Regions from separate parts of the Mus musculus genome. Here region 1 is linked to region 2. A link is a contact called in ENCODE POLR2A ChIA-PET data. All regions are on one chromosome and are shown on one strand. The core of a region is the stretch at or near the end of the contact, and the rest is flanking DNA. Distances in the headings are between cores, read along the strand shown.

Region 1 (4,932 bases), core at 1,378-3,877, 120 kb before region 2:
ATCGATCGATGCACACTGGGATGCAGAATGTGACAGCATGCATAGGGCCTACATAGGTTCAAGCCAACAGAGACCCAGTGCTTGCAAGGGAAATTGACACAAGCTCCTATCCCCAACCTGGAAACTGTCTCCAATTGACATCCATTTACAAAGAAAAATTAGATTTTTGCATCTTTTGGCTTCTGAGGGAATCTTCAGGGGAGAGACTCTCAGGTTTGTTTTTGATTTCTTCAAGTTCTAGATCCGAAGTGTGTGGTGTCTATGGCAATAGGGTTTTACCTTCAAGGTCTAAGATAACTGTATTTTGGGGGGGCAGTCTTTCGGACTTCCTTGGCCAACAACTTGAAGAGAAGATTTTGCTGCCTAGGACTGGAGTTTGTATTAATCTGTATCTTTTGAAAGGGAGTGTTATCGCTGCAATTGGAATAACTTCAGGAAATGTATCTTCATATGTGTATATGCTATAACTTTTCAGTCACCCTTAATGCTCTAATCCTCCCTCTCTCCCGCTTTCTCTGTCTTGCCTTCCCTCTCCCAGAGTAAAAGCTCAACACCACAGGGGCTGTCTCCAGTTGTCTTCCCTTGCGTAGCATTTGTGATCTGTTATTCTCCTTTCTAGAGCGTGTTCTACAACTTTGCTGATTTCTGCTGTTATTTCTAACAATATACACACATCTAAGGATTCAGAACTAGTATCCACAAACCATCCAGTCTCTCTGGAGTTGGGTTATCTGACTCAGAAAAACAGTTTTCATTTATTTATTTATTTATTTATTTATTTATTTATTTATTTATTTATCTATTTAAGGCAGGGTCTCACTTTGTAGCACTAGCTAGCTGGTCTGGAGCTTTTAAGGAAAAAAAATGTAACAAAACACACACCACACACTCACACTATCAACTAAACCTGGGCATCTGGGCACACTTGTGAAGGGTTTTCTTGGTTGGATTCTGTGACGTGAGAAGATTTACCTTAAATCTGCATCTTTTGTAATCAGAAGACCCACACCCTAAAAGCCCCGGAGTGGTTTTTGGAAGGCAAGGGCAGCTGGATCTCTTGACTTCAAGGCCAGCCTGGTCTACAAATCAGGTTCCAGGAAGCCAGGATTACTACACATAGAAATACTGGCGCACGCCTTTAATCCCAGCACTCGGGAGGCAGAGGCAGGCAGATTTCTGAGTTCGAGGACAGCCAGGGCTACACAGAGAAACCCTGTCTCGAAAAAAACAAAAAAACAAAAAAAAAAAGAAAAAAAGAAAAAGAAAAGAAATACTCTCTCTAAAAATAAAAAGGCCCATCCAATATCTGGGCCACACCTGGTGACAGCATACCTAAAATGACACAGAAGGAAGCCTTTTGTGCGTTTGCCTGCCTGTCCTCACTCTCACTGGCAAGTCCATCTATCATCCTGCTGCTGAGGCAGCAATTAATGTATTAGAACCTGTTTCTTCAGGACTCCCAACATTTAATGAAAACCTGCTAAGACATCCAGCCTTGTGGGCTGAACCACCATCTGCTTGGCGTTTTTATTGGAAGACAGCCACTGTTGAGCTAGCCAGACAACAGCCTGTATGCTAAACTTAGTAAATCCTGTGTGTGTGTCTTTATCAGTTTTGTTTCTCTAGAAAGCCCCAGGATTCTCACTCAGTGAAGGCTACATTTGGAGTTGGCAAAGGAGGGAGGGATTTGAGGCTTCAAGTCTTCAACACCTTCAATTGCAGATCTCTATAGTATATTTCCTAATAGATTATAAAAGTATTAATTTTATATACTCTGCCTGGCATTAAATTTTTAACATCCAGTAAGCCTCGAAAAAGTGACTTATTTATTCTGGTCCAGGTTTACTGTGTCCTGGAAGCCCAGGATAAAAGTGCTGGTGGTGAAACAAGTTATCAGCACTAAGCTATCAAAGTCGAGGAGGGACTGGCAATGTGGATCATTTACTAGCAAGGTAGTCCTTGTTCTACACTCAGAAGGCTTTAGGTTCAGTCCCAGCACCACGTGAACCCAGAATTCAAGGCCAGCCTGGGCTATGTGAGACCCTCTCAGTTTAAAAAAGAAAAGAAAGTCAAATGGTATGCAGATTGTCAGAATATATCTATCTCTGTCTTTTTAAGTGTATGTGTATGCACATGTGTTCTTAGAAGTCAGAAGAGGGTATCAAAGTCGCTAAGCTGGAGTTAAAGGTGGTGACTGTCTCATGTAGCTGCTAAGAAACAAGCTTGGGTCCGCTGCGGAATGAGTTACTCTCTAAGCCTTTGCTCCTGTCCTCCACCTGACTTTTAAGGGGCTCTCTCCTGTAGTTTGGTTTGCTCATACCTTACTTCCTCCAGATGCACAATTCACAGTAGGTTTAACCCTGAGTGACCAAAAACAAAACAAAAAAACCCAAAAAAGTCTATACATAAACTCTGGGGGTAAAGGGAGAGAGGGAGGGGTTAGCTCCTCAAGCCAAAACAACCAGAGGGTGGGTGCGACTACATTGCGCATGGGCAAAAGCTTCATGGCGTATGCTTTTGGCGCGAAAAGTGCGTGCGGTGGGCGGGGCTCTGTACGGAACCGCCATTGATTGGACGGGTTTGGCGCGAAGTAGCTCAGCTCCTACCCTGTTATTGGCTGAGGTGAGAGGGCGGGGCTAGCCGGAGGCGCGCGCGAAGTGGCAGCGCGGAAGGAGCTACGCGTGGAACCTGCGGCCGGGCTATCTGCAGCTGCGGACTCTCCTCCGCGGTGGTCTTCCCTCAGCAGCGCGTACTCTCGGCGCCGCCATGGACCTCGCAGCGGCCGCGGAGCCCGGCGCCGGAAGCCAGCACCCGGAGGTGCGCGACGAGGTGGCCGAGAAATGCCAGAAGCTGTTCCTAGACTTCCTGGAAGAGTGAGTGGCCTCCGGGGGCTCGCGGGCCGGGCGGAGACCGGGGCCATGTGTGCTCCGGAAGGGATGGGCCCCGGCCCGGCGGGAATCCGAAGCCTCCTCGACTCCTTTCTTCACCGCAGCGCTCCCTTGTGTCATACTGTGCTGCTTTTTCATTACGTTTCTAAAACAGGGTTTCGAACTCGCTGTGTAGCCAAAGATGATTTTGAACTTGTAATCCTCCAGCCTCCGCTTAGCTTGTGCTGGAATGACAGATGTGCACCGCCATGACTAGTTGGGGCGATGCTGGGAATGAATCCCAGCAGGACTCACGTCGCAACCCAGTGAGGCCAGAGTTTGGTTTTTTGGGAGGTGGGGGGGGGGGGGGGGGGCGTTACCTCTTGAGTAGGGTTGGGCACACAGCCCAGAACCAGGAGCTTGCAATGCAAGCAAACCTGGGCCAGCTCGTTCTAACAGGAATCTATGGCTTGATGACTGTTCAGTGAAATGAGTTCTGCCCTATATAATGAAAGAATTGTTCTAGACATCTAGCTGCCTCCTTCCCATCCCTCCCTCCGCTTCTAGCACCTAGCAGCAACCACATACCAGTGTGCTCCTTACTCTTCCGCCTCCAATAGTAAACAATTCTTTTCTTTTTCTTTTTAAAGATTATGTCAGTATATAACAAAAACTTAAGAGTTTTGACCTTTTGGGAGTGTACAACAAGCATCTTGAGGTGCATTCAACTTGTACAATGATCCCTGTTTGAAACTCTTCCAACTCTACCTACTAAATAGTTAGAGCCTCTCTAACTCTCCTAGCCTCCTGACACCTGCCACACTTCTAACATTGAACTGGATCACTATAGGTGCCTCCGATAAGTGTGTGTGGCTAATTTTGCTAGACATGCAGCTTATTGTAATCAAGGGTTTGCCTTTTAAGGCAGAATAAAATGACATGGCACGCGTATACTGGTTACCACATATTGCTGATCTAGTCGTCCTTTTGGCTCTACAGCTATCTTTTGAAGTTCTGCTATACTTAAAACTGTAAGCAGGCCAGTGTTGGGCACAAGCCAGCGGTAGACGGATCCTATGAGTTCAAGGCCAGCCTGGTCTACAAAGTGAGTTCCAGGACAGAGCTCAGGGCTACATAGAAAGTCTGGTGCTGAAAAACAAAACAAACAAAAATAACCCTCTGGAATTTAAATTCTATGTTCCAACCTTTGTAATGTTTTTGGCAGTCGGTACAGCTGCTTGTCCTTCAAAACCCAAGTCTCCTTTTGATTAAAGTCTGTGTAAACCAGCAGTTCTCAACATGTAGATCAGGATCCCTTGGGGCACATACCAGATCCATATGCACAGTATGGTCCATAACAGCAAAATTAGTTATGAAGTAGCAATGAGATGGTTTTATGGTTGGGGTCATCACACATGAGGAACTGTATTAAAGGGTCTCAGCGTTAAGGTCGAGAACCACTACTTTAGACCATTCAGGCAACAAGCAGTAGCTACTTCTTTGCCTGTGATCCCAGCAGGCCTGCTATTTTCCAGATGCCAAGGGCCTTTTCTTGGTAGCTAAGAGCTGGAGCTAAGCATAAACAGGACTTAGTTTTTAAAATAATCAACTTCCATTCACAGAGCAGCTTTGCTTTTGCTTGCAGAAGAGTCTAAATATTTCTTTTTTGTTTGTTTTTATTTTGAGACAGGGTTTCTTTGTGTAGCCCCTTCAACTCAGACATGTGCTTAACTCTGCCTCCCAAGCACTGGGGCTAAAGGTGTGCACTGTCGCCACCCAGCTATGTCTAAATTTTCTGTTAGTTTCATTTTCCATGAGTCACCACGGGTGGCTCAGCTATCTATTTTTTGCTGCTTGCTTGTTTTCTTAATAATGTTAGGGAAGGAACCCAGACAGAGCCTTACACATGGTAGACAAGCATTCCGCCCCTGAGTCTGTGTCTCCAGCATCTATCCCCTTTGTTTCTTTATTTGATAGAACTTACTGTGTTGCCATAGCTGTCTGGATTCACAGAATCATTCTCTGCTGGGATAAAGGCGTGCACCACTGCACCCAGCTCCCTGGG
Region 2 (4,840 bases), core at 956-3,455:
GGAAGAGGTAGACTGATCTCTGTGAGTTCAAAGCCAGTCAAGGTTATAGTCAGACTCTGTACACTCAGCCCCAACACTGACTGTTAAAATGTAAAAATGTTAACCTGTTGTGTTGCACACGTCTGTAATCACAACACTTGGGAGCAGAGAATCAGGATTTCAAGGTCAGCCTGGGCTATATGAAATCCTGTCTCAAAAAAAAAAAAACCAAACCAAACCAAACCAAATAAAATACCACACAAGAAACCCAAAAATCCTAGAATAGAAAAACCAAGCAAACAGTTTTTGTGAGACTGGCCCAAGTTACTTACAACTTTGGACCTAAGTGGTTCAACTACAAAAACAAGACAATAAAACTACCTTTCCCCCCAGAACTATTGAAATTTTGTGTGGAACACAGTTTAAAATGTTGTAAACTGCGGCTAGAGAGATAGCTCAGTGGTTAAGAGCAGCTGCTCTTTCAGATGACCTGAGTTCAATTTCTAACCTGAGTTCAATGTCGTGTTCTTTCCATTTTCATGTGACTACTATTCTTACTGGATTACAAGATTAATTTATTAATTTAATTTAAAGTATAATTCAATATAGCCTAAGTAATTTATGCTTTTCTAATTAACAGCAAGCATCAAGTTGAAAAGTTAGCATAACAAAACAGACATTTAAAATTTAAAATGCTCAAATTCACATGTCAGTTTTTTTTTTTTTCCCACAGAGATGAACAAAGTTACAGAACTCTTAAAAGCCATGGGTCAATTATGAGTAACTGTTACTGAACACAAGTGACTGAAGAAATTAATAGTTGTCACTTCAGATTAATAGTTGTCACACAAACTGGTCCATGTATCAAGAATGTACAAAACTATAGAAGCAGATGGTTGACTGCGGATATACAAGACTTCAGCAATAAAACAGGAGGCTATGGAACCAACTGATTTAGAGCAATATGGGGTAAATGAGTTGGCACATGTCTGGAAAACTACATTTTAGGTTAGAAGAGAGGAAGAATCAGGACTGAGTATGTACTTTAAAAACTATGTTAAAAGTTAAAAAAAAAAAAGGTCAACTTGTAATAAAGTAATTATTGCACCTCAGTTCCCTCTGAGTACTATGATAAAAGAGTACCATCTGTGAGCTCAAGTTTATGTTTCGGGAACATTCTAAGACATCAGGTGGTTTCTTTGTGGCTTACCGATGACACAGCTTTCTTGACAGCTCACAACTTTCTAGACCCAGTTGTCTGCCTAGTGGCCTGTCCCAACCACACCCGCACACCAAGAATTAAAAGGTCCAAGCTGCCAGAAGAGGAGATCCCAGAGGACCAAGAAGGGGAACACCAGGGCTGGGGGTCTTGGGGGGGGGGGTCTGCCTGCGACAACCCGATTGCCAAGGCCTGCAGGGCGCGACTCCTCGCAGGGTTCAGTGATTGGGGACAGGGCCTGGACGCGCTTCCCACACAGATGCAGACAGGTCACGCCGGAGTCCCCAACAGACCCCAGAAGCACCAAGTGGCACTGGGCCCGCCCGCGGCCTGGAGAGGCTTGGCGTCTGGGTCGGCCCCGCAGCGGAGCAAGCCTGGAGCCTTATAAAAAAAAAAAAAAAAAAAAAAAAAAGCTGTACTGGCCCGGACAGGAGACGAGCGGCCCCGAAGAGACCGAGTGGACTGGGCGACAGGGTCTTAGGCTGTCTGAGCCCGGCCCACCTTAGCTCCTCCTGCCTAGCTCACTCGACGCTAACGAGAATCCAGAACAAGATCAAAGCGCCACCGTTCTCGGGCCCTCTCCCCAGTCACCTGCCACGAACACCACGAAGACCGCGCCGCTCCTCTTAGCAGACGCGATGGCCGCCGGGATGGCGCCCTGGAACCACAGCATCGTCCCCTTCAGGCCCAGGCGCTCGCTCGGTGTGTCGTCGCCGCGGTGCCACAGCCGACCCCGCCCTCCTGGTTCTTTGGCCTCGTGGCCCCGGCAACCACCGGCTAATCCGGGCCCCGGTCTGAGGACCCAGCCAGCCCGTACGCCCGACAGCCACCCCCTGGGGACGCGCACCGGAGCGCGCTTGGCAAGAAAAGTACGCCCCTGTGTCACGTGACGACGACACTCCTCGTCAGGGGTCGCGCGCCCCGGTGCCTGGTCGGCTAGGTAAGTCCGTAAGTGCGCGCCCCCGCGAAGCCTCGGGTTCCGACTCCAGGAAGTGGAAGGAAGTATCAGGAAGGATGACTAACCGCTACGGCACGTTGACGTCGCCTGCAGTGAGGCTTCCTGGGAATTGTAGTCTTCCGAGGCTTGTTAATTTGCGGAAAGGTAAACTGTGGGCTCAAAGCATGGCGAGAGTGAGCATAGTGAGCACATCAACGCTGTAAGAGTAAATGCTAGGTATCGAGTTGCTGTCACCCTCTGACTTCTGCAAGCAATCTGCTCCACAAATAAACAAGCTTTACGGGGCTTGACCCGAAGCCTTTGGTTTTTATTTAATTTGACCCTGTGAAAAAGATGGGATTCAGAGGGGCGTGGCAAACCACGCATTTAATCCCAGCAATCCGAAAGCAGAGGCCTGCCTGCCTGTATGAGATGGACAGCTTAGTCTACAAGGTGAGTTCCGCGGACTGTCAGGATTTGTACAGAGACCCTGAATAACAAACAAACAAACAAACAAACAAAAACCAACCAACCAACTTACCAAAAACCCCAAACAAACAAAAGAAAAAGACCGGCTAGAGGTACAACAGTGTTCCTCCTCGCCCGCCTCCCACCCCGCAGTACCACATAGGCCCCTTATCTGAAGGGTAAGCGAAGTGGCAGAATGCTGGCTTTTGGCTATAATGTGCATTTACTAACTGGATCACATTGTAAAACCTTCAGCCACTATGCTATGCTATTGAAAAAACTTATTTATTTTTAATTCTGTGAAGACAATCCTCCTACCTGTACCATCCAGCGTGTACCATCTTGGCTGGCTGTACTTAACTTGTATGAATATCATGTAAAGAAAATATTTCTGTTGTTTCCTTGAGTGATAGAGTAAAGAAAGTCTAAATGGAGTAGAATCAACTTGTGTATAGGCCAGTAAGAAAATAAATTAATAACTATGTAAGGTTTATGGATGCATACGAAATCAAAATGGAAGAAAAAACATTTGCACAAGTTTCTAGTGTTTGGTTTCGGACTTGGGGACAAGGGACTGAGGTGCATATTTTCCACACCAAAGCAGACCTGGCCTCCAGGTTCTCCCAGCATCCCTCAGTCCATACCCTGCCTCCAACTTTGAACTTCCCAGTCCAGATCTCTCTCTCTCTCTCTCTCTCTCTCTCTCTCTCTCTCTCCTTGCCCATTCCCACTCCCCCCCCTTCTCTCTTACTATATATCTTCCTCCACTAGCTGCTCCCCTCTCCCTGGTGGCAACTTCCTTGGCCTTGATCCTTGGGGCCAGTGAACTCGCCGACCGAGAGCGGTTTCCCAAAAACCTGCCTTTAATATAATCTAATCTGGCTTAAATTGGCCAATTTCTCCTATCTTCCTTCAAATATATATATATATTTAACTACTTTGATATCCCTTTTCTGCTTCGAAGGCAGATACAAGTGACTAATACAAAGCAGCATTAGTGGCAGGACGTGGAAACAGCTACCCCAGTTCGTGAGCACCTCCATTTATTACTAGCACAACTCCCTCTCTGACAGTTCAGTTGTCTCACTAGTCAATTGGAGCCTTGGAGGGAACCTACCCTTTAGGCTATGTGACCACACAGAGACCCTTGTGTTTAGCAAGTACTTGTTACTTATGTAGCAATTAAGTGCTTTACAGATGTTAGCTATTGTTTCTGAATGCCTGCCCCAAATCCTGTTTAAGGAAATTATGCATGTACTTTTCAGAATTCAAAGTTTTGCTGGATCATTTCTAAACTTAACCACTGAACAAACATTTGTTGAGGTCTTAGTAAACAAAAGAACCACCTCAAGGATTACATTCCTCTGGCCAGCAGTAAAACATTAAGCAATAAATAGGGCAATTACTCCTGTAATTGCCACTGTAATAAATGGCAGAGAAGAGGAACTACAGAATGTTTTAACTTACACCAAGTCATTAATTATAGTTCACCAGGAATGCCTCATGAAGGGCTGAAAAAGTTGGCTTCTTCCTTTTTTTTTTTAGTTTTTCGAAATAGGGATTCTCTGTATAGCCCTGGCTGTCCTGGAACTCAACTTTGTAGACCAGGCTGGCCTCGAACTCAGAAATCGGTCTGCCTCAGCCTCCCAAGTGCTGGGATTAAAGGCATACACCACCACTGCCTGGCCTAGAAGTTGGCTTTTTTTTTTTTTAATTTTTTTTATTAGGTATTTTCCTCGTTTACATTTTCAATGCTATCCCAAAGGTCCCCCATACCCACCCCCCCAATCCCCTACCCACCCACTCCCCCTTTTTGGCCCTGGCGTTCCCCTGTACTGGGGCATATAAAGAGAAGTTGGCTTCTTGAAGGTCATATTTAAGTATGAACAGAGGGGCTTGGTAGAGATAGGCTCCATGTTCAAACACACATATGGCTCTTGCAGAGGACTTGAGTTCAATTGTGAGTACCTACATTAGGTGGCTCACAACAGTCTATAATTTCACAAGCTCCTCTGGCCTCTGTGGACACCTGCATGCATGTGCACCTACTACACACACACTATTAACAACAATCATTTTTTTGAGTTAAATTAACTGGAAAATGCCAGTAGAAAAGAATAAATGTTCTGGGAAGAGTTTAGTTTCCAATACCTATCTCAGGCAGTTCATAGCCTCCTGCTATCTCCAGCTCCAGCTAGGGAGTCCAGTACCTTCTGACCTCTGTGGGTACTCATAAA

What was found. ChIA-PET counts read pairs that join two places held with the same protein, here RNA polymerase II (POLR2A).
Region 1: POLR2A ChIA-PET joins it to region 2 with 18 read pairs in embryonic stem cell. The contact joins the promoter of Mcm6 here to the promoter of Ubxn4 in region 2. POLR2A ChIA-PET finds 5 or more read pairs at or near these places in 3 of 5 experiments (Patski and embryonic stem cell).

The regions. Positions count from the first base shown.
Region 1 is chr1:128,357,400-128,362,331 of GRCm38, reverse strand. It overlaps Mcm6 (minichromosome maintenance complex component 6), which reads left to right and starts at 2,627. Exons shown (of 17, transcript NM_008567.2): 1 at 2,627-2,873. The coding sequence starts at 2,767.
Region 2 is chr1:128,241,502-128,246,341 of GRCm38, reverse strand. Ubxn4 (UBX domain protein 4) reads right to left here and starts at 2,205. Exons shown (of 13, transcript NM_026390.3): 1 at 1,790-2,205. The coding sequence starts at 1,871. Gm41949 (a long non-coding RNA gene) reads right to left here and starts at 1,783. Exons shown (of 2, transcript XR_878509.3): 1 at 1,700-1,783; 2 at 1-1,579.